3 separate regions of the Homo sapiens genome follow, and all the other regions are linked to region 1. Evidence: read pairs that join two places in POLR2A ChIA-PET (ENCODE). Cell type or tissue: MCF 10A. All regions are shown on one strand. Each heading gives the region's core, and the rest is flanking DNA. Links, peaks and the distances in the headings are about the cores only.

Region 1 (7,835 bases), core at 1,956-6,955:
CGATGTTCATCAGGGATACTGGTCTAAAATTCTCTTTTTTTGTTGTGTCTCTGCCAGGCTTTGGTATCAGGATGATGTTGGCCTCATAAAATGAGTTAGGGAGGATTCCCTCTTTTTCTATTGATTGGAATAGATTCAGAAGGAATGGTACCAGCTCCTCTTTGTACCTCTGGTAGAATTCGGCTGTGAATCCATCTGGTCCTGGACTTTTTTTGGTTGGTAGGCTATTAATTATTGCCTCAATTTCAGAGCCTGTTATTGGTCTATTCAGAGATTCAACTTATTCCTGGTTTAATCTTGGGAGGGTGTATGTGTCCAGGAGTTTATCCATTTCTTCTAGATTTTCTAGTTTATTTGCATAGAGGTGTTTATAGTATTCTCTGATGGTAGTTTGTATTTCTGTGGGATCGGTGGTGATATCCCCTTTATCATTTTTTATTGCGTCTATTTGATTCTTCTCTCTTCCTCTTTATTAGTCTTGTTAGCAGTCTATCAATTTTGTTGATCTTTTCAAAAAAACAGCTCCAGGATTCATTGATTTTTTGAAGGGTTTTTTGTATGTCTGTCTCCTTCAGTTCTGCTCTCATCTTAGTTATTTCTTGCCTTCTGCTAGCTTTTGAATTTGTTTGCTCTTGCTTTTCTAGTTCTTTTAATTGTGATGTTAGGGTGTCGATTTTAGATCTTTCCTGCTTTCTCTTGTGGGCATTTAGTGCTATAAATTTCCCTCTACACACTGCTTTAATGTGTCCCAGAGATTCTGGTACGGTGTGTCTTTGTTCTCATTGGTTTCAAAGAGCACCTTTATTTCTGCCTTCATTTTGTTATTTACCCAGTAGTCATTCAGGAGCAGCCAATACAACATTTTTTTAAGAAAAACATAGTAAAATGCAAAAAAAAAAAAAAAAAAAAAAAAAACTGGCAATTTTTCCTCTAAAATATGAGGACAGGATATTTTATGTTTGCACTATGACACTGTCCCTCAGTGTGTCAGAGAATAAGAAACATTGCTTACATAATCTCAGTTTTCTCCAGATAATGATCTCCCAAGTGTTTGAGCCCTGATTGCACAAGTGTCATCAAGGCCTCATCTTCTCTACTGAGAAAAGTGACACAATCAAAATTTTCCACAGTGAAATTCACCTCTGCTTTGCTCTCTGCATTAGAGATATTCTTTGGGGGATACTGGAGGATTTGCCCCTGGACACAAAAGCAGAGGAAGGGCAGGGTGAGAGGAAGTGTCACTGAATGCATCATTCTTAACAGCCATTCAACTTGTGCTCTCATAACGTCCATCCTGCCTGGCTCAATCCTTTGGGTTTTGCTTGATATAAATGAAGCCAGAGATCTCTTATGAAACTCAAGCCAGATCCAAGAAATCTTCAACCCCCAAAATCATGGATTGGTTTGGAGATTCCCCTCCCAGATTTGAACCCCTAGCCCAATTTTTATTAAAATACAGTCGTTTGGCCAGGCGCGGTAGCTCACACCTGTAATCCCAGCACTTTGGGAGTCCAAGGCCGGCGATCACAAGGTCAGGAATTCAAGACCAGCCTGGCCAATATGGTGAAACCCCATCTCTACTAAAAATACGAAAATTAACTGGGCGTGGTGGCATGCGCCTGTAGTCCCAGCTACTTGGGAGGCTGAGGCAGATGAATTGCTTGAACCTGGGAGGCGGAGATTGCAGTAAGCTGAGATCGTGCCACTGTACTCCACCCTGGGCGACAGAGCGAGACTCCATCTCAAAAAAAAAAAAAAAAAAAAGAACAGTTGTTTGCAAACCTTCAGAGTATAGGCTGCCCATCCTGAGGGGATGCAGAACTTATTCAGCCTCTTCCCACAGGGTCCACAACTCCAGGGAGGTCCTGGAGCTAGTCTCTCAAGGGAAGCTGTGAATAAGAAGGCTGGCATGTCTCAAAAGAGAACCAAGGTCAGACAGATCCAATGTCCACAGCTCAGTGTATTGAATGTTGCATCAGGCACTAGAGTTGCAAAAGATTCTCCGTCAATCAGAAAGGGGCAGGAGAATGATATATAGCTCAGTGAGATGATGTAAACTCAAACAAAGCCTTCCTCCCTAGGTGGAAATATCCCAAGTCATTTCCTCCTAGAGATTGCAGCACCTGAAAACTCGAAATAGCATTTGCCTCTGATTTGTAAAGGCAGGTTCCTTCTCTGATTGAGTGGCTGTTATGAAAGTGAATTGCTTAATCCATGGAAATTTTTCCACCATTCAGTCACTATGTGCTTCTTACCACTACCAAATTTTGACACTTATATTGCAGTTTTCATCACTTGTTCATTCCTTAACCCAGACTCCAATTGTCACAATTCTGATGAGCCTGGAACGAACGAGGCATTTACCATCAAATAATGGCTTCAGTGTCAAGGTATCCTTCCAGACAACTGCCTTGAGGTGGGCAGATCCCCAAACACACAGTTAACCTGCTGGCTGCTTCATCCTGGCATAACCTCCTCACCACAACCAGTGGCTCTAACTGCTGGTTATGCAGCAGTTGGATTTCATCTAAGTCCAAGATGAAGCAATACCTATCAAGCCTGCGCTGAGAAGTTCTTTAGAGTGGTACTTCCTAAATACATTTACAGTCGTGGCTTGGCATAGTAGAAAGCATTTATGAAAGGCCAGCTCTGCCTCTCATTACAATGTGAATTCAGGCAAACCACTTGCAAGCACTTCAGTTTCCCATCAAGGAGATACTTATTATGCATATCTCGTGGGATCATTGTGAAAACGAAGGAGACTTCTAAGTGGCACACTGACATTACAGTACATTATAAACTGCCTTGGTGTCCAAATATACTTGCAAGTGATGCTCCAACAGGTATTGGTGGAGGAGAAGGTTCTGAGGCTTCTAGAATCCCTCAGCCCAGTCCCAGGCCACATTTTTAAAAGCCAACCTAATATGGCAACTTAATTTTAGAGCCTTTTCAGAGTTACGTACAACCCTGTGAACTGTTTCATCAGATTGGAATTTAACAGGGAAATAAATAGTGGCTCTGCATAACCCACTAGAAAGTGGGTAATTTAGTAGACTAAAAAGCAAAGAGGCTTCTGGATATACGGAGAAAGCAACGCCCCTCCTTCCCAGGCACCGGCGAGACCGCTGCTGGCCCAGAGGAGCTTGCTGTGATTGACAGAGGCACGGAAGGAATTTTGTCCCCACGAACCTTCACAGAGAGGGGACAGGAGCCCCGATTTCCCCATAGAAGATGATGAAAATGATTAATTGGCGCAGGACATGGTAAGCCGCAAGCTTCTAGAAAGCAACACATCACGGGCCCTTCTCATCTTTCCAAGATCCTGTATCCTCACTGGAAAGGACGTCGTTCCAAATGCACAAGCCTCAAGGACTGAGAACACGTTCTCACTGCATTTACTTCATGGGGAAGAAAGGTAGAGATCACTGTCAGTTTTTTAAGTGCACCATTTGCTCTGCTAATAAAAATAAGATTCTAGTCCTTTCACTGGTGGCAACCGAGTGCTAAATATTTAGATTCCAGGTCACCAGGACTCAAGGTTACATCGGAAGGAGGCGTAGGCAGTGAACCTGATACCGAGAAGCAGCTGGCAGTGCCCCAGGCCTGGCCCAGTGTGCTGTTCACATCAATGAAGTCACTTGACTGTACCAGCAAGCAAGGTGCGCCTCCAGAGGAAGGCTGTTACCCAACGTAAACACTGTAATTGTTTTGTTCATAAGAATCCACACGAATTTTAGAGATTAACATAAAAAATAAAGTCTTTTCAAGTAGCCTGCAATGGCTTAAAAAGTCAGAATGTCCAGCCATGCATGAGAGCAGCAAAGGTCTAAAACTGTGCCTTTCAATACAGTGGCCACTAGGCACATGTGGCCATTAAACTTTAAGTTTAAATTAATTAAAATTAAATGTACTGTGTAGATCCCTAGTGGCACTAGCCACATGTTACACACTCAAGAGCACGTCTGGTCAGTGGCTGCCATATTATTTTTTGTTTTTTGGTTTGTTTTTTTTTTTAGACCGAGTCTCGCTCTGTCACCCAGGCTGGAGTGCAACGGTGAGATCTCAGCTCACTGCCACCTCCACCTCCCAGGTTCAAGCAATTCTCCTGCCTCAGCCTCCCGCATAGCTGGGATTACTGGCACCCGCCACCACGCCCAGCTAGTTTTTGTATTTTTAGTAGAGACAGGGTCTTGCCATGTTGGCCAGGCTGGTTTCAAACTACTGACCTCAGGTGATCCACCCGCCTCGGCCTCCCAAAGTGCTGGGATTACGGGTGTGAGCCACTGCACTCAGCCATCCGGCTGCCATATTGGACCATGCAGATCTAGGACACTTCTGTCACTGCAGAAAGTTCTGTGGCACAGCACAGCTCCAGATTATAGTCAAGCTCAAAAACAAAACAAGACCCCATGAGCCAGGGAAGGGTTTTGTTTCCCAGAATCCAGCCCTGCATAATCCATAGCACAATGCTTTGCATACTGCGGCTCCTAGCAAATATTAGCTCTCGGGTGACTCAGCTGTCCGTGGAGGCTGGCTCGATTTGCATTTTGTGTTTTTCTATGACCTGGGTATATCTGCATGACTCCTTTCATTCCCTATTGATTCATCCTATCGTGTCCGTGAAACCTTCAGCTTCTCCACTTTCAAACGGCTCTTGGGGAGACATCCTCCCATTAATCTGTCAATGTCAACCCACTGACACCCTTTACAGTGTCATGAAAGCAGCCACGGCTTAGGATGTGGCATATGTGTTCCATGAATCATGCTTTTAATTTTCTCTAATTTCTGCTTGCCCATTCTCAGATTCCTTGTGGGTCGGGCCTCTTCTTTCTGGCCCTAGGCCTGTGTGCTGATGAGGCAGGTCGCGCATGCACACGCTGGTTCTAGCTGCCAGGGGGCCCCACCCTGGGAGGCTGTGAGTCACCCTTAACACCTGGCGTGGTGTTCTTCACAGCCGCCCTCTTGACTCTAGCTCAGATTCTGCGCCCTCGAGGTGCACTGGGTAAGAACGCAGCTCTGCACGCAGCATCTGGAGCCTGAAACGCACGTCATGGAGAGAGAATGTGCAGCCCACGGTTTGACAAGTGCAGATCTGTGGGAATTTTCCTTTGAGTTTGTTTTCCATTTTAGCCGTTGCTCTGTTCACCGTGGCAGGTCCCACAAGCCCCTCAGGCTCATGGTGCTGAATACATCATCATCTCCCCTCAAATTGTTTCCTCTTCCTGAAGTTCTTATTTCTGCCCAAGCCAGAATCCTGGAAATTATCTTAGACTCTGCCTTCTCTTTCTTCTGCTCCTCCTCCTACTTCCAGCAATCAAACACTGAAACCTGACTGTCTCCTCTCCTCTCCCTCAAATCTGTCCACTTTTACCTGCCTTTGTAGGGCCCTCTCTTTTCTTGTCTGGATTTTTTTTTTTTTTTTTTTTTGAGACAGAGTCGTGTTCTCTCACCCAGGCTGGAGTGCAGTGGCGTGATCCTCACCCTTCTGAGTAGCTGGGACTACAGGCGTGCGCCATGATGCCCGGCTAATTTTGTGTTTTTAGTAAAGACAGAGTTTCACCATATTAGCCAGGCTGGTCTTGAACTCCTGACCTCAAGTGATCCACCCGCCTCAGCCTCCCAAAGTGCTTGGATTTGTCTGGATTATTGTCATTTCCCTAATGATTTTGTCTTTACTTTTCCCCTTACAGGCAGTCTTCCAGGCTGCTATAAGAGAGATAGATACCTCTAGGATCAAATTGGATCACAACACTCCTTTATTAAACATTCTTCAGTGGTTTCCCATTGTCTTTGGGATCAAATTCAGATACCTTCGCAAGGTACCCAAGGCCCTTGTGTGCCTGACCCCTGCCTACCTCCCGAGCTCATCTGCCCAGCCTCTGTGCACCCTCAACTCTGAGGGCACCTCCTCTGAAAAAAGTTTCTGGAGCTTCTCCTGGGGGTTGAATGGTTTTGCTCGTCCTGTCTTTGTATTCTTAGAACACCCTCTGGGCTCATGCCCACCATGGGGTACATCTTTCTGTCTGCCTCCTCCCTTAGGCTGGGAGCTAGTCAAAAGAGGAGGCACTGTTTGTGGTTATATTTCCAATGCCTAGCACATAATAGGAGCTCCATGCATATTTGATGACTGACAGTTGTGATGCAGGGCAGGTGAGCCCCAGCCTTGGGACTTAGCCCAGGAGGGTTGTTGGCTTTGCCCAGGAAGGTATTCAAGGGGAAGCCGGTGGTGTTAGGCAGCAATTTTTATTGAAGTGGTGGTGCACAGCAGCAGCAGACAGACTGCTCCTTGTGGAGTAGGACTACCCCATAGGCAGTGTGCCCAGAGTGGCAGCTCAGGGCCATTCTCAAATCATATTTATACCTACTTTTCTTTTTTTTTTTCTTTTTTTTTTTTTTGAGATGGAGTCTCACTTTGTAACCCAGGCTGGAGTGCAGTGGCAGGATCTCGGTTCACTGCAAGCGATTCAGGTTCAAGTGATTCTCGTGCCTCAGCCTCCCTAGTATCTGGGATTACAGGCACCCACCACCATACCTGGCTAATTTTTTGTATTTTTAGTAGAGATGGGATTTCACCATGTTGCCTGGTCTCAAACTCCTGAGCTCAGGTGATCCACCCACCTTGGCCTCCCAAAGTGCTAGGATTACAGGCATGAGCCACTTCGCCCAGGCTATACCTACTTTTAATAGCATGCAGATTATGCAGAAATTTCTAGGAAAAGGTATTAACTTCTGGGTCGTTAGGTCATTGCCATGTAAAGGAGTGTTAACTCCCAGGTGTTGCCATGGCAATGGTAAACTGACATGGCACATTGTTGGGCATGTCTTATGGAAAGCTGCTTGCAGCCCATCCCCGTTTTATCTAGTCCTCAATTTGGTCCAGTGTCTGAGCTCCACCTCTTACCTTGATTGCAAGAATGTTTTAGGAATGTGCACCTATCAAAAGTTGTAACCATATCGCCGTAATAGCCAGAATAGGGATCCTTACTGTGGGCAAGAGAAGAAAGGGGATAATGTGACTTGGAGTGGAGAATGCTCCATGACCTGGCTTGAAATGATTGACGGGAGAATGGTTTGGTAAGGCTGCCAATCTGCAGTGGCCATTTGGGCTAGAAGATTAGTCAGTTATGATCAGACCCTCTTGAAACCCCGGAACAAGTGGTGACCAGAGTAGCCAGCCAGCTAAATAAAGCATTCTTTTCCTGGCATACCACTCTACAGAGGGACAGATGGCTTCTTTAAAACACCAGGTTCCTTTGGTCACAGGTAGGCAAGGATGCAAAGGCATAAGAATGGCAGGGTTGTAGCTCTGAGTAGATGGAGGAAACTCAGAACGGCCTGAAGTTGACCCAGGACTCACTTGTACATTATAAGGGAGGTCATCTTGTTGTGGTTGAAGATTCCGCCAGATAACTCACCAGACTGAACTGGCTATTTCTTTTATGATCAGGTTATAGAGTAATTGGAATACTGGTGTGCAAACCCCTCTGTAGGCAGACCAGGGTGCTGGAGATCTTCAGCAGCATTAATGCAGCAAACAAGTACTAGCTATCTTGGGCAAAGCCAGCAGCGCTTAATTTCTCCTTCATTTCTGTGCTTCGTCTGAGTTCCTCTAGGTAATTTTAAAATAGGGCATGACATTAAAATGGGAGAACCGTCCGTTTGAATTGCAGATGCTTCCAGAAAGTTGTCCTGCCTTTTTCAACGCACAGGCAAGACAGCCTCGTCCTTGCACGAGGGTGATCCTGCCATGTGGCCGGGTTGATAGAAGCACCAATTGTTATCCCAGCTCAGTGAATTGTTGGTGCAGAGGATTGGTGACCTCTGACCCAAAGGGT
Region 2 (7,835 bases), core at 1,811-6,810, 97 kb before region 1:
CCCTCTCTTGCTCGCTTGCTCTCTTTCCCTTCTGCTTCTGCCATAGGATGATGGAGCACAAAGGCCCTTGTCAGATACTGGCACCATGCTCTGGGATTTCTCAGCCTCCAGAATCATGAGCCAAATAAATTTCTGTTCATAATCAATTACCCAGTCTCAGGTATTCTATTATAGCAGCATAAAACAGACTAAGAGTCTGGTTCCAGCTCTTGGCTATTAGGAATAAAGCTGCTATAAATATCCTTGTGCAAGACTTTTGTGGACATCCACTTTCATTTCTGTTGGGCAAATACCTAGGTGTGGAATTGGAAACTAAGGCCATAGGGCAGGTGCACGTTCAAATTTATGAGAAACTACTACTGTTTTCCAAAGTGGTTGTACCATTTCACACTTCTATCAACAATGTATGAGAGTTCCAGTTGCTTCTGCAGGAGCAGAAAATCTCTACCCCCATCCTCTTAGGGTCCCTGTTGGGTCTGAGAATTAAACTGACTTAAGATGGATAAAGAGGAGAAAGGCATAATAAAAGTTTTATGTGGCACAAGAGTCCTCAGAAAGAAACAAAGACCTGAGGAAGAAGTTAGAGTCAGTTACTTATCTACTGAACTGGACAATAGTTAGTTGTGAAGAAGCAACTAAATTATGTGGGGAGGGTTAAATGATAAGAGTTATTTTGACAAGGTCTGTACAGAATTCTCTTGGTCTCTACTTCTTGTCCTTGAAGATAAGGCTGTTGCCTCTTCTCCTAGAATAGGGAGGGCATCTTCACACAGGAATTTCATCTTCTGCTTTTAAGAAACAGCATGAAGGTCAAAGTGATTTTTTTTCTTTTTTGCATCTGCTATTTTTCAAGTGCCTTTAGCTTAAATAGTTAATATGCCAGGGTAATATATTTTTAACTCTTTCACTCCATATCCTTGCCAAAATTTTGTGTTTGTAATTTTAGCCATCCTAGTAGTTGTGTAGAGATAGCCTGCTGTGGTTCTAATTTGTGTTTCCCTGATAATTAATGATGTTGAACACTTTAAAAAAATATCCTTATGGCCATCTGGATGGCTTCCTTTTGGAAGTGCCTGTTCAAATCTTTTAAAGATTTTTTTTTTAAAAACAGCTTTATTGAGATATAATTCAATTACCACACAATTCACCCATTTAAAGTGTACACTTCGAAGGCTTTTGGTATATTCACAGAGTTGTATATCCATTATTACAATCAACGTTGGAACATTTTCATCACTCCAAAAGAAACCCTGTACTCCGTAGCCATTGCCCCACAAACCCTTCATCATCCTCACCCCTAAGCAACCACAATTCTATTTTCTGTCTCTATATACTTGCCCATTCTGGACATTTCAAAAAATAGAATCGTACAATATGTGGTCCTTTGTGGCTGGCTTCTTTCATTTAGCATAAAGTTTCCAAGGTTCATCCAGATTGTAGTATGTATCAGCATTTAATTTCTTTCTTGCCAAATATTTAATTAAACAGATATAATTTTATTTATCCATTCATCAGTCGATGGAAATTTTGGTTTCCACTTGGTTTTATGGATAATGCTGCTATTAATGTTCATGTACCTTTTTGTGTGTAGATATGTTATCATTTCTCTGTGTATATATCTAGAGCAGAATTGCTGGATCATATGATAACTCTGTTTAGTTGTTTGAGGAACTGAAAGATTGTTTTCCAAAGTGGCTGCACCATTTTACATTCCTACCAGCAGTGTACGAGGGTTCCAATTTCTCCACATCATCACCAACTACCGACACTTGTTATTATGTCTTTTTTATTATAATCACCACCCGTCTAGTGGGTGTCAAGTGCCATCTTACTGTGATTTTGATTTGCATGTTTTCTAATGGACGTTTCTTCCTTCAAATCTTCAGTCTATTTTTAAAAATTGGGTGGCTTGTCTTTTGATGAATGAGCTTCAGTTTCCTCATCGATAAATTGGTGGTAATAATAACTGTGTAGCAGGGTTGTTGTGAGGATTAAATGCAATTAAATGTTAGTGACTTGTGGTTAGGAATCAGGCTTTCACTCATTACCATGGCCAGGGATGTCGGTCTTCTTTCCTGCCTCCAGCCATCCTTAGTAGGGATAGTGTGATCTCAAAAGGCATGAGGTTTGACGTTAGATTCCAGGTAGGAATTTTGGCTTTACTACTTAAAAACTTGTAATCTCAGGCAAGTTATTTAATGTCTCTAAGCCTCAAAGGTAAGGATACCTTACCTCTACCACACTCGACTAATGTGCAGATTAAATCACATGGCTTCTATTTAGTTCTTACCACATCAACTAGCAGATTGGAGATATTCAATATAAACTGTTGTTGCTACAAATGTTTCTTATATATGAGCGACCTCACAAGCCATGAGTAAACAGGGGAATTGGTATAACACAGATGTCATGTGGGTTCCTATGCACTTTTTTCCCCCAGCATGTAAATGTTTTGAAGCCAGGAGCCAGCTTTCTCACAATAACTACCTCTTTAATAAGAGGAAACCTTAGCACTCTATGGAGGCCTTAAGAAAAAGCTGAGAATACACACAGCTGCCTTCTTTAGCTGCAGGGACTGACTGATTTAGTGACTTGGGAACCACTATGCTGTTCTCTTGTCAAGTTTCTGGAAAAACTGAGGGTGCTGTTGAAGAAGCAGTGAAAACGTTTCTCTTTGTATTAGAAGGATGGGTTAGCGAAGAACACCGCTCTTTAAATCAAATGTTTAATTTTGATAAAACTGGTCCCTATTAGAAGCAAATGCCCTCCAGGGCCTATATCTCAAAGCAGCAGGAGGAGCCCTAGGGTTCAAGGCTGGGATGCGGTGTGCAAATGTTTGTGAAAGCTGAGGCTTACTGGGGTAATGTTTCATTAGTTTTGACATTGTTTTTGTGAGTGCTCTGGTTACAATTGCATAGTTTTTTTGTTGTTGTTTTTGTTTTTCATTTTGTTTTGTTTTTGAGACAGGGCCTTGCTCTGTCATCCAGGCTGAAGCGTAGTAGTGTAATCACAGCTCACTGCAGCCTCAACCTCCCCTGGCTCAAGCAATCTTCCTGCCTTAGCCTCCTGGGTAGCTGGGACTGCAAGTGTGTGCCACCATGCCTGGCTAATTGTGTGTGTGTCTGTGTGTGTGTGTGTGTGTGTGTGTGTGTGTGTGTGTGTGTGTGTGTAGACAGGGTCTCATGATGTTGCCCAGGCTGGTCTTGAACTCCTGGGCCCAAGAAATCTTCTGGCCTCACCCTCCCAAGGTGCTGGGATTATAGGCGTAAGCCACTGCACCCAGCCAGGTTTTGAGTAGACTGTCCCAACCCTATTTTTTTTTCCCCACCAACCCTGTTATTTTGGGGCTTGTGGCCATTTTTAGACCATGGAAGCTTTTCAGTAACACACAGATGGTGTTATAGCGAGACATCTATATACATTCCATTTCTCTCTAATGTTTTTTACATACTGTAAAAAATCCAAGCGATCATTGTCAAAGTATAATCTGTAGATACAAGTAGAATAATGAAAACAATGGCTCACATTGATTGTGCACTCTTTCCACATGTTAACTCATTTGATTGTCACAGCAGTCCTCTGAACTAGGGGCTATTACACCCATTTTCTGAATGTGGAAACTGACATCTCTCTGTAAGTAACACGAGTAAATTGAGCTTATGTAACACAGCCAAGGGCACACAGCTAGAAAATGGTGGAGTGAGAATTAAAACCTGTGCTTTTTCTATGATTTAAATTCATACGTCATATTGTTTTGTCATCTAAAAAATATGAATGGGATTATACTTCCATTGTTTCTTTAATGTAACAGGGCTATGCCTTGGTAGAATGCCTAAGTAAAGGAAAGCTGTTAGTGATTCACAGCTATTTACATTTCATAAGTCTCATGTTTCATTCCAAGAAATCAGGCTCATCAATTGTTTGCATTTGGTAACATCTTAATTATACAAATAATTAGCCTTGAGACTAGACATGAACATGAAAGTATAATGAATACTTTTGCTAATTGCTCTGTTCTGTTAGAGGACAGTCATTGGTCTGTAGCATTAACAGCTCCCACATTCAGCTTACTAAATTCTCCTAACTTTCACTTTGGCAAAAGGTCTAAATCAGGGATAACAGATTTCCTCTCTCATGCCTTTTCTAACCCATTGATCATGACTGCTGGGAGCACTGTGTTGAGAAGCTCCTGGGGCCTTCTCTGATGAGTCTGTGCCATTAGTGAGAGAGTACAGGTTGGCAGCAGGTGAGCCAGGTATTTGCCAACTCTGGCCTGAATGTTGAGAAGAGAACTTACCCCAACCTCAGAAGTTTTGGCATCATATTTTCTGCTCCCACTAACAATCCTACAAATATGCTGTGTTCTGTTGGTAGGGGGGTGGGTACAAAAGTGAGACGTGGATTCTGTTTGAATAAAAAAGGCATAAATGGCCTTATACAAAGTAAAACATGTGAAGTGCCCTGACAGTAACAGATACCAGGACAGAAGGGATCAGAGGCGGCAAAGGATTATTTATAGGAACAGGAAGGCAGGAGCAGAGATGGGGCAGAGAATGAATCCAGGGCTCCTTTTGAGGTGGGTCTCAAAAGATAGACAGACATGAGGGTGACAGTGAGGTGAAGTGAGCAGGGCTCAGCTTTTTTCCCATTTTTGGGCAGATGATGAATCACCTGCTATAGCAAGAAAGAAGGAAATGTGCAACAGGAGCGTGTGCAAGGGAAGAGCTTAATGTGGCTGGAATGTCAGAAAATAAAGGAAGGAAAAGTTGGGAAACAAGGGCAGGCCCAGGCTGTGAAGGGCCTGGGAACACCAGATTAGGAATGTTCTAGAACAATGTTTCTCAAGGTGTGTCCACAGAATGTTCAGGGTTGTTATATAGCAAAAGGATCCTGTTGGACCCGGGTGTCAACTACATTTGAGAAACATTAAATTAAAAACAATGAAACAGATTTCTATACCTCAGGAGTTGGCAGAGTGTTTAAAATGCACGCTGTACACATTCAGAGCTAATGTACACTGTGAATCCCCAAGAAGGACCTGTAGTTTGCAAAAATCCCAAACACAGTCACCACAGAAATGTTTTCCTTGGAGCACTCACGAGCTGAGCATTGTGCAGGAGCTTTATGAAGGTGATGGCCATCTACTGGTGTGATACCCACAACCAGCATTAGCTGCTAATGGACCAAATGACTGATCTAGGAACCTGCGCTATTGTTGCAGGAATAGGGAGAGAATCGTTTGCCCCAAAGAAAGCATCAAACCCTCTTTTCCTGTTTCCACCCTGGTTCATTATCATAAGGATCTGTCTTCAACTTGCTGACCCTGTGCCCCCTTTTCAGCCATGGCCAGTTGTCCTGTTCTTTCTCCAGAGCTCAGTTCCTACCCTGATAAAACCTTGCCTTCCTTTCAGGCTTCTAGTGGTGCCCTGTTTTGAATCTCCCATCTGTCATCCTGGCTCCCAGACGTGCTGCCTGATGCCCCTTGACCCCTCCCCAGCCCGCCTGGACTCCTTCTTTGCCACTGCTCTGACCTCCACATACTTTGAGTGCTTTTGGTCCTCCTGGTAAACCTCACAATGTCCCGTCTCAAGCCACTCAGAACCCCAGTGTGACTGTGGCTCCAGCTCCTGCCACTTGTTCAGAGACAAAGGCACCTGTGTCTATCTTCTGAGAAGCTGGGCTCATACGTGCCTGATAAACATCCTCCTGCCACCTTTCCAGGTTGTGGTGGTTTCCAGGTGAGTTTCCATAAATCTGCTTGGGAGGGATGAGCAAGTCGCTTCTATATTTGACATGATTTAATTATCCCCTGTGGAAGGAAAAAATTTTAGCAATGACATATTTAGAGCCGCACTTCCAAAGAGCTTCAGTCAACTGGGTAAAATCGGGTGGGATCACACAACAATTTAGGAGTGTAATCTCTAGGCTTTTAGATGTCTGTTCAACAAGAAGCCGACTGTGAGGCCAGGCGCAGTGGCTCACACCTGTAATCCCAGCACTTTGGGGGCCCGAGGCAGGTGGATCATTTGAGGTCAGGAGTTCGAGACCAGCCTGGCCAACATGGTGAAACCCCGTCTCTATTAAAAATACAGAAATTAGCTGGGCATGGTGGTGCACAGCTGTAATGACAGCTACTCGGGAGGCTGAGTCAGGAGACTCACCTGAACCCAGGAAGCAGAGGTTGCAGTGAGCCGAGATCGTGCCACTGCACTTCAGCCTGGACGACCAAGTGAGTGAGACTCTGTCTAAAAAAAAACGAAAAACAAAAAACAAACAAAAAAATACAGACAGAAGCCAACTGGTGAGGTGCAATGAGGTTGGGTGAGTGGGCACAACTTTGGCAGATATACTTCAGTGGGAAATAAGAGTGACAAGGAGAAAAAGTACAAACTATAGAGGACGAGCTGCTGCCACTATGAACCAACGATTGTGACCCAGGAAAGGGACTTGGGACTCATTGCAGAGTGCTCAGGAAAGTGCTCTGGCGCCCAAAGGCGAACCAAGTTTGGGAAATTGTTAGAAAAAGTAAGGGGGTGAGGTAGGGGGGGTTGTAGGGAAAGAAAACATCACTTTACCTTTGTTTCTTTTTTTTTTTTTTTTTGAGACGGACTCTTGCACTGTCGCCCAGGCTGGAGTGCAGTGGCACAATCTCGGCTCAGTGCAACCTCCGCCTCCCGGGTTCAAGCAATTCTCCTGTCTCAGCCTCCCCAGTAGCTGGGACTACAGGTGCCTGCCACCATGCCCGGCTAACCTTTGTTTCTAACACAGACTGGAATGTGCAGTTCTGGTTGATACATTTCAAGAAAGAAAGCAGGGAGTTCACAAAGCATTTCAAGTGATTAAGGGGCTGGAGGGGCTTCTGTATGAGGTCAGGGTGAAGGCTGGAGGTTGACAGGATATACTGCAGTTTCAAGAATTATGAAAAGTACAGATAATGTGAAAATAGACCAAACCCCAGCTTATTAGAATGAAGACGCTGCATGGTCTCACTCATATGTGGAAGCTAAAAAAAAGTTGATCTCACAGAAGTAAAAAGTAGAACAGAGAATACTAGAGGACAGGAAGGGGAGGAGGAAGGGAGGGGTAGGGAGAGATTTGATAAAGGATACAAAATTACAGCTAGGTAGGAGGAGTAAGTTCTATTGTTCTACATCATTGTAAGATGGCTATAGTTAACAATAATATATTATACAGTTTCAAATAGGGAGAGGGAGGATACTGAATGTTACCAACATAGAGAAATGATAAATGTTTGAGATTATGAATATGTTAATTACCCTGATCTGATCATTATACATCATGTGTATCAAAACATCACTAGCTACCCCATGAATACGAACAACTACTATTTGTCAATTTAAACAATTTTTTTAAAGAAGAGGTTTCTTGAGATTTTCTCAAGATTTCAAGCAAGTTAAAAATGGTTGCTAAATGTATGGAACTCATTACCCCCCAAGAGGTAGAATAGGCTAAAAACAGAAATAGCTTCAAAAATTACTTACATAACGTTGTGATGGCTGGCACTAGCATATCATACTGAGGGAAATCTGTTTTAGATGGGATAAGGGAGGACATTCTTCCTAATACACAGCCCTTAGCCTCACTGTCAGCACCAGTGAAGATGTGGGGTTGGACGACGCACGACAGTTTTACTTAAAAAAAAAACAAGCAGGCCAGGTGCAGTGACTCACGCCTGTAATCCCAGCACTTTGGGAAGCCGACGTGGGCAGATCACTTGAGGTCAGGAGCTTGAGACCAACCTGGCCAACATGGTAAAACCCCGTCTCTACTAAAAATACAAAAAAAAAAGGCCGGGCACGGTGGCTCATGCCTGT
Region 3 (7,835 bases), core at 1,182-6,181, 55 kb after region 1:
ACAGAGTGAGACCTGTCTCTAGCAAGACAAAAAACTTTGACCTTTATGGAGAGTTCCCTTTCTTTGGAATACAATGACAGAATGTTCCCCTGGGAGAGGCACTATGCCACCTGCTGCCTGCATCACAGGGTATCTGAAAGGGGGCAGCAGCTGGTCCCCTCGTGCTGAAGCAGTTCTTGAGCTCGTACCCTCATAATTGCCCCATCCCCTGCATTGGTGCAGCCCAAGCCTGGCATTTCCCTGGGTCTGCCCTTCCCTTCTCCATGCTTCTGTGAGAATGCCTTGGGTTGCCATTTCCTTTCCTCTCGTCAATATCATCATATCTTCATCGACTTTCCAAGAATTCCTCATTATTTCTGGCCTGCTTGTTTTCCAGCACTATTGTGGATTCATTCTATTTAATTTTCTTTTTTGGTCTTTTAAGAGATTTGTGTGGGAAAGGAGACTGATGGGGGTGCTTAGCCTGCTATCTTGAGCTAATCCTAAAAGCAGTCTCAATTCTATAAAACAGTATGTGCACAGGAGTAATACCAAAGGCTAGTACACCAAGCTATATATTTTTTTCTTTTTTTTTGAGACAAGGTCTCGCTGTGTTGCCCAGGCTGGGCTTGAACTCCTGAGCTCAAGCCATCCTCCTGCCTCGGCTTCCCAAAGTGCTAGGATTACAGGTGTGAGCCACTGCACCCGGCCAGACTCAACTATTAACAAGCAGTTACTTTGGGGTAATGATTTTATGCTTGATTCTCCTTTTCTTTTCTGTGCTTTTCTGTCTCTTCTTCACTTTTATTTGTTAAAAAAAATTTTTTTGCAAAGTAGGGTAGCCAGTGGATCCCCACCTATACCTTTGAGAAGATGGAGGACCTTAAGTTAAGAGTCAGATATTTATCAACCATAACAAGTTCACCACAGAGCCCTTCGTCCTCCTGTTGAGATCAGTGATCTTCAGACCTGCATGACCATCTTAACGTTCAGGTTCCTGGGCCCCAGATACTGAACCAGAACCTCTAAGGGTGGAGCCCAGGAATCTGTTTGTAAAATCTCTACCGGTGAACCTGATGGTCATTTATTTTCTATTGGAAACCACTGATTTAGAGCACTTGTTTCCAAATGCAAATCCCGTGTAGTTGCCTAAATTAAAAATCTTCTAGGCCAGGTGTGGTGGCTCACACCTGTAATCCCAGCACTTTTGAGAGACCAAGGCAGGCGGATCACCTGAGGTCAAGGGTTCGAGACCAGCCTGGCCAACATGGTGAAACCCTATCTCTACTAAAAATACAAAAATTAGCCAGGTGTGGTGGTGCACGCCTATAATCCCAGCTACTCGGGAGGCTGAGGCAGGAGAATCGCTTGAATCCGGCAGAGGTTGCAGAGAGCTGAGATCGAGCCACTGCACTCCAGCCTGGGTGACAGAGCAAGACTCCATCTCAAAACAAACAACAACAACAAAAAATAATCTTCTACCACTTTTCTGCCTACCTTCTCAAACTTGCAAGATCTCTCTCTAGTTTATCTTCACCAGTTGGAGCACTCACTCCCATGTACACATGTTCTTCCTGATTACTTACGAAAATATGGAAATTATGTTGAAATGTATTGAAGTCTGAATGTTGAAAATGTCTTTAAGTTATTGAGAATGTCCATAATGGAAAACTGTAATTCTGCTTCTTTACACTGAGCTGCCCTTTCATGGGGAAAAAAGTCTTTCAAGAAATTGAGCATATATTTCTCCATCCAGAGCAATGTCCATTTCTTCCTCTTTTGATTTTAGTCTCTAGCCAGTTTCCTTTCCTTGACCAGATGGCCCCCAGTCCCGTGAGGACTCTAAAGAAAAGAAAATAGCCTTAGGCTTCTTAAAACCTCCCAACATGAACATCGACCAGCTATTCTTCACTCACCATTTATTAGACACAAATATCTTTACTTACATTTTCGTTAGTTCTTATCTTCATCAGATTCCAGCCGCTTACATTCTGGAATGCTGATGTCATTTGTTGGCATGTGTGGTGTTATTCGGGAGATTGTGTCCAGGTTTATTGGTTCATCATCCACCTAAACCAACATCTATTAAGTGAACTCTGTGCACAACACCTTGCCAGACACTAGATGTACTTTACAGTTTGCAGAACAGGTTCCTCATTGTCACACGTAGCCAGCCTGGCCACAGCCCTAGGAAGTAGGTGGCAGTGGTGTTATCACCATGACCCTCATTGTACAGATGAGGAAACAGGGTCTTGGGAAGATTAAGGAACTTATCCAAAGTCACACAACTCACAAGTTTCAGAGGCTGGCCTCAAACCCAGGCCCCCTGACCACGAATCCCATGCACTCACCAGTATGCCACCCCCACCAACTTCCTGGCAGGGAGAGGGGCTCCTGGCCTTGACTCCAGTTTGAAAATGATTCTGTAGCCATTTCCCTTTACCTCTTGATTTATGGTGGCAGTGCTGGTCCTCCATGTCAGCTCACACGTATTGACAATTGCAAAGAAGCCTGTTACAAGAATTTGTGCCTCAGCCAGGCCCAGGGGCTCACACCTGTAATCCCAGCACTTTGGGAGGCCAAGGCATGTGGATCGCTTCAGCCCAGGAGTTCAAGACCAGTCTGGGCAACATCGTGAGACTCCATCTCTACAAAATAATTTTTAAAATAGCCAGGTGTGGTGGCATGCACCTGTAATCCAGCTACTTGGGAGGCTGAAGTGGGAGGATCACCAGAGCCTGAGGAGGTTGAGGCTGCAGTGGGCCAATATTGTGCCACTGCACTCCGGCCTGGGCAACGGAGTGAGACTCTGTTTCAAAAAAAAAGAGAGAATTTGTGCCTGTGTTATCAAAAATCATCTCACTAGGGTCAGAGGGGGCAGCGGGTGAGTACCAGGAGCCCTCTTCCTTCTCTGTCAATGCTCTGGGAACTGGTATTTGTAGAAACTGCAAACGTGTAGCCTCCTGGTCACGAGGGCTTGTTTTCACATTTAGTCTCCTGGAGGAGGACTCCGAGGAGGAGGGAGACTTGTGTCGCATCTGTCAGATAGCCGGGGGTTCCCCAAGCAACCCCCTCCTGGAGCCTTGCGGCTGTGTGGGAAGCCTGCAGTTTGTTCATCAAGAGTGCCTGAAAAAGTGGCTGAAAGTGAAAATAACATCAGGTAGGTGGGGAAGGAAGTGCAGTGAACGTGCCACGACATGTAATTAACATGAGGCACCACGGTGTGGGCCCCGGAGCCTTGTCATCAGCTCACTCTCCTCCGCAGAACAGCGACTCAGGGACACGTGGCTGAGCTCCAGATCCTTGCTCATAAAAGCTGTCTTTAAACTATGGGAGGGAGTTGGGGGTTTTTTGTTTGTTTTTGTTTTGGTTTGTTTTTTGTTTTTTGCTTTTATCTGAGAGAAGACTCCTGGGAACAAATGCTATTGAATTCTACCTCTGCTTGAGGCCTGAGCAGAGATGCTAAGATCGCCTCTCAGGAGGAAGGAAATAGAAGTGGGTCAGCGGTGGAAGCTCAGCAGACACACAGTAGCCGTGCCCAGCTAGCAGACACCCAGCAAAATACTTCAGAAGGTCCCTCATGAGAGACCCCCAGCACACACATCCTACTTCCTTTTATTTGGGGGTCACCTAAGAAACTAAACAAAGCTGCCTTTTAGCAATAGGGATAAGAGTGCTGATCTGATTGTCTAGAACCATATTAGATAAAGAAATTTCCATGTGCTGATTTTGTCAGCTCCCTAGCATCTTATAACTGGGTGTGCGGCACCTTCTCAACTCCCTGAGCAGGTTATAACCTAAATACAACCACATCGGTAGGTCGGCTGTAGTTTTCTGGGCAGAGAACAGAAGGTTTCTTTAAAGCATGGCTTTAGGAATGAGATCAACTTTAAGCAAAAAAAAAAAAAAAATGCATGGAACATCAGTGCAAAGAGCAACTTGATCAGAAAATAGCTGCGGCTTCTTTCAGACACACATCTCTGAAAACATATCCCCCCACAGCCAGATCCTATTTCTCCCCGTCTTCCATATCCTTCTCCTTAGCCGTCACTATCCAGGCTGCAGGGAGACTTAGAGCTTTACCCTGTCCCCATGAGGTGTTGCCACGCCCCCTCACCAAGGACAGCACACCATGGAATCAGAGAATGAACACGTGGGGTAATCATATTACTGTGTCATCCATGGAGCCCGTTTTATGCAACTTCCCTAGCATAAGAAATATAAGTCCACTGATCAAGATGCTTAAACGCATATCCATATAACGAGCAAAATATTCAGTCCTTCAGAGAGGGAAGAAAACGAGTAGATTTTGGTTGCTAACGACTCTGCCATGCAATCCTTTATCTTCCTAGAAATTTGGGCCAATTAAACATCTAACACAGAAAAAGTTACCTGTGAAACATGTCATGAAAATGCTGCTATGCTCATAAATGTCAACGCTTGTATGGGTGTGTTCAGTAGGATTCGATCGGAAGACTCATGGGACATTTGGTAGCCTAAAGCGTTACTGAATGACGCTAAAAAAAAAAAAAAAAAAAGTCAAGCGAACAAAATGCAGATAAGGGATTACTTCCTGTTCATCCTTGCCCTTTGAAAGTCTCTATTATTTACTGTTTCTTTATATCCCCAGTGGGGAAATAGAATGGAGGTATGAAACTGCACAAGCCCTATTTTTACCAAATACATGCAGGTAACTAATAGGTCTTTTATTTTCTAATGCATAAAATAAACACCAGTACATCATTAGTCAAAAGCCGCAACTAAGGGGGAGAAACTGTCTGGCAGAATGTTTGCTTAGACATAACAGCCCAGCTCTGCATCCTCCACTTTTGCATTGGGGAATAGGATAAAAATGCTGATCTAGAATGCCTGTTTTTATAAAAACAGCAACAAAGGAAGCCTTCTCATATTCCTTTTCCCCGATGAGTCTGAGCTCAGGCTGATGAGCTGGCCCTGGGTACTACTGTAACTAGTACCCACACCTGGCCCCTCGCTCCCTCACTGTTCTCAGGTGGCAATGTTACCTGGGCAGGAGTAAAGGCAGATTTTTAAGCCATTGATCGAGAATAGCTTCTGCCATCTATTTTGGTCCTCACTAATTTATTTACTTGGACCTGTGTTGGGTCTACAATAAAAAAAAAAAAAGCTGAATAGTCACTCTTTTTACAAACACCTGTGTTACAGACTCTTAGCCTCTGTGCAGCAATTCCAAGTTTATGAACCATCCTGTTTATATTTAAATAGAAAGCAAGATCTGCTATTTAAAAGTCGTGGGAATTTCACTTCTATGAAGCTTGCATAATAGATGACTACAAAGGAAATTTTTCAGCTCTCAGATTCAAGGTCATTTTCTACAGAAGATGGCTGGCTTTAAAGGAAGGTCACTGAAGCTCAGAATTCATAACACACACAAGTTCACTCCCCAAATATCACCTGTCCAAAGTGCTAACACAAACAGACCCATGGTTATATGTACATATAATTCTTTATCCAATTTAAGGAGCAGATCTTGGTGCCGTGAAGACCTGTGAGATGTGTAAGCAAGGCCTGCTGGTTGACCTGGGTGACTTTAACATGATTGAGTTCTACCAGAAGCACCAGCAATCTCAGGTAAGAAATGTGGCCACTCTGCCTCCACAGGTTAAAGTATGTTAGAGGGGCAGGGCGAGAAGACATTCCCCTTCCCTGATCTAAGAAATGTAGAAGGTCTCTGCTGGCAGGAGTCTGACAATATCCATTTAGCTTACTTCTCTGAGAAGACCTGCCACTAAATTAGAGTATTAGAGAGTTGAAAAGCCTTTTTTTTTTTTTTTTTTTTTTGAGACAGAGTCTCACTCTGTCGCCCAGGCGGGAATGCAGTGGCACAATCTCACTGCAAACTCTGCCTCACAGGTTCAAGCGATCCTCCCACCTCAGCCTCCTGAGTAGCTGGGATTACAGGCGTGTGCCACCACACCCACCTAATTTTTGTATTTTTAGTAGAGATGGGGTTTCTCCATGTTGGCCAGCTTGGTCTCGAACTCCTGATCTCAAGTGATCTGTCTGCCTCCACCTCCCAGAGTGCTACAATTACAGGTGTGAGCCACTACACCTGGCCGAGAGTTGGAAGTCTTATTTGTCCTGGGTTGAGTTTGCCCTGCTGTTGGGAACAAAAGTAAGAAGCTTCAGTGGGCAACTGGACACAGAAAAATACCAAAAAATTCTGGCAAGCTCCACACCCACGTTTGCAGAAGTAATTTAATAACAAGAGAAAAAAAAATCAGGGTCTTGGAGGAAATGGTCCCTAATTTAAATACCAAGTAACCCTGGGATAAGAAGGAACTGCTTTACCTACATACAGCTAATGAACATGAGGTAAATGCCTACTGGCTGATCTTTATCACCTAGTGAATTAACTCTCCTAGGGTATTTGGACTGCATTTCTAATATTGTAAAAAAGTTAGTTACCCTCAAGTGGGAAGTTGATTTGTGCCTGAGATAACAGTTAATCACCCAATTCTCAGGCAAACAGTCTTCCATTTAGAACTATTAGGTTGGTGCAAAAGTAATTGCAGTTTTGCCACTTTTGTTGGCAATATCCACAATTACTTTTGCACCAACCTAATACTATTTTGTTCAATATAGAAGTCACAAGCCACTTGTGGCTAATGAACAGGTGGCTTGTTCTAATCAACATATCCTGTAAGTGTCACATACACACCAAATTTCAAAGACACAGTACCAAAAAAAAAAAGGGGGGTAATATATCACCTAATTTTAAACACCAAGTTTCAAAGACTTAGTACACTTTCCAGTTCAGTATGTAAAGAGTTTGAAGTTGTCACTTCGTTTTAACAACAAGTAAAAAGCTTTAAAAAGTGCAAAATCAACAACCCTTCTTAGATCCATAAGAGAAGTGAAGTCACAGAGCAAATCACTGCCCCTAAAATTGGAAAGACAGGCAGATAGAATCACTAATCCCAGCACTTTGGGAGGCCAAGGTGGGCGGATCACTTGAAGTCAGGAGTTTGAGACCAGCGTGGCCAACACAGCGAAACCCCCATCTCTACTAAAAATACAAAAATTAGCTGGGCGTGGTGGCGCATGCCTGTAATCTCAGCTACTCAGGAGGCTGAGGCTTGAGAATCGCTTGAACCTGGGAGCCAGAGGTTGCAGTGAGCCGAGATCGCACCACTGCACTCCAGCCTGGGCGACAGAGTGAGACTCCATCTCAAAAAAAAAAAAAAAAAAAAAAAAATCACAACTTACCGGAGCAGAGACTCCTGAGCAGAAAGCTCTATGGAAACCAGTGCTGGACAAGCAATCTTAAGCTGTAATTAATGAACTGCTGGATGCTCAGTGTAGACAAGTCTGAGAGTCAAAAATTCCAGGGGGACCCTGTCATAAGGGTATCCCCACACTTCAGTGAGTTTTCTGTCCAGGAGTGCAACCAGGTGCTTACAGTGAATAGCAGAGAAAAATTCCTTCATGCTTCCAGCAGGGGGAGGGGGAAAGTAACCATTTTGGTATAAGCCAGAGCTTTCTGTTCTTACTAACAGTTTGCCCTCAGGAGAAACTATTTAACCAGAGCCTAACCTTTGGAGGTTTTATCAGAGCGCCATACCTAACTGGAAGAAGGGAAATACTCAACTCCAGCCCTCTCTAGCCATCTTGTCCCACCTAAGGTGGGAGGGGGAGGATAGAGAAACTGAGAAGCACTTGTGAAGTTCACAGTCCAGAGGCACAAGCTCACTCAGACTGGGACCTAGAGTCTCAAAGGACTGTAGAATACTTCCCCTCTCCCCACACCTCACCACCACATGGCTAACAACCCATTTATAGCAGTTCCTTTTACCCAGTACATCACGTCTGGCTAC

What was found. ChIA-PET counts read pairs that join two places held together with the same protein. Peaks named below come from ENCODE experiments on the same cell type or tissue, not always from the same donor. Only the 100,000 strongest peaks of a DNase experiment are listed, where the experiment ranks them.
Region 2: POLR2A ChIA-PET joins it to region 1 with 19 read pairs; 2 of 35 experiments call an interaction of 5 or more read pairs at or near these places.
Region 3: POLR2A ChIA-PET joins it to region 1 with 10 read pairs; 8 of 35 experiments call an interaction of 5 or more read pairs at or near these places.

Annotation. Positions count from the first base shown.
Region 1 is chr17:62,776,275-62,784,109 of GRCh38, reverse strand. The region is part of intron 3 of MARCHF10 (membrane associated ring-CH-type finger 10); the gene reads left to right. Among named protein-coding and RNA genes, the nearest start is that of MARCHF10, 28 kb to the left of the region's middle. In MCF 10A, for the core only: no CTCF peak of the experiment used is centred there; DNase peaks (open chromatin) are centred at 2,149, 2,479, 3,619 and 4,919.
Region 2 is chr17:62,873,172-62,881,006 of GRCh38, reverse strand. No RefSeq gene overlaps it. Among named protein-coding and RNA genes, the nearest start is that of MIR633, 67 kb to the left of the region's middle. In MCF 10A, for the core only: no CTCF peak of the experiment used is centred there; DNase peaks (open chromatin) are centred at 3,786 and 4,766.
Region 3 is chr17:62,720,242-62,728,076 of GRCh38, reverse strand. It overlaps MARCHF10 (membrane associated ring-CH-type finger 10), which reads left to right. Exons shown (of 11, transcript NM_152598.4): 7 at 2,973-3,139; 8 at 5,480-5,589. The region is part of intron 2 of MARCHF10-AS1 (MARCHF10 antisense RNA 1); the gene reads right to left. Among named protein-coding and RNA genes, the nearest start is that of MARCHF10-AS1, 18 kb to the right of the region's middle. RefSeq lists enhancers at 3,069-3,148, 7,486-7,565 and a silencer at 7,736-7,815. In MCF 10A, for the core only: no CTCF peak of the experiment used is centred there; a DNase peak (open chromatin) is centred at 3,196.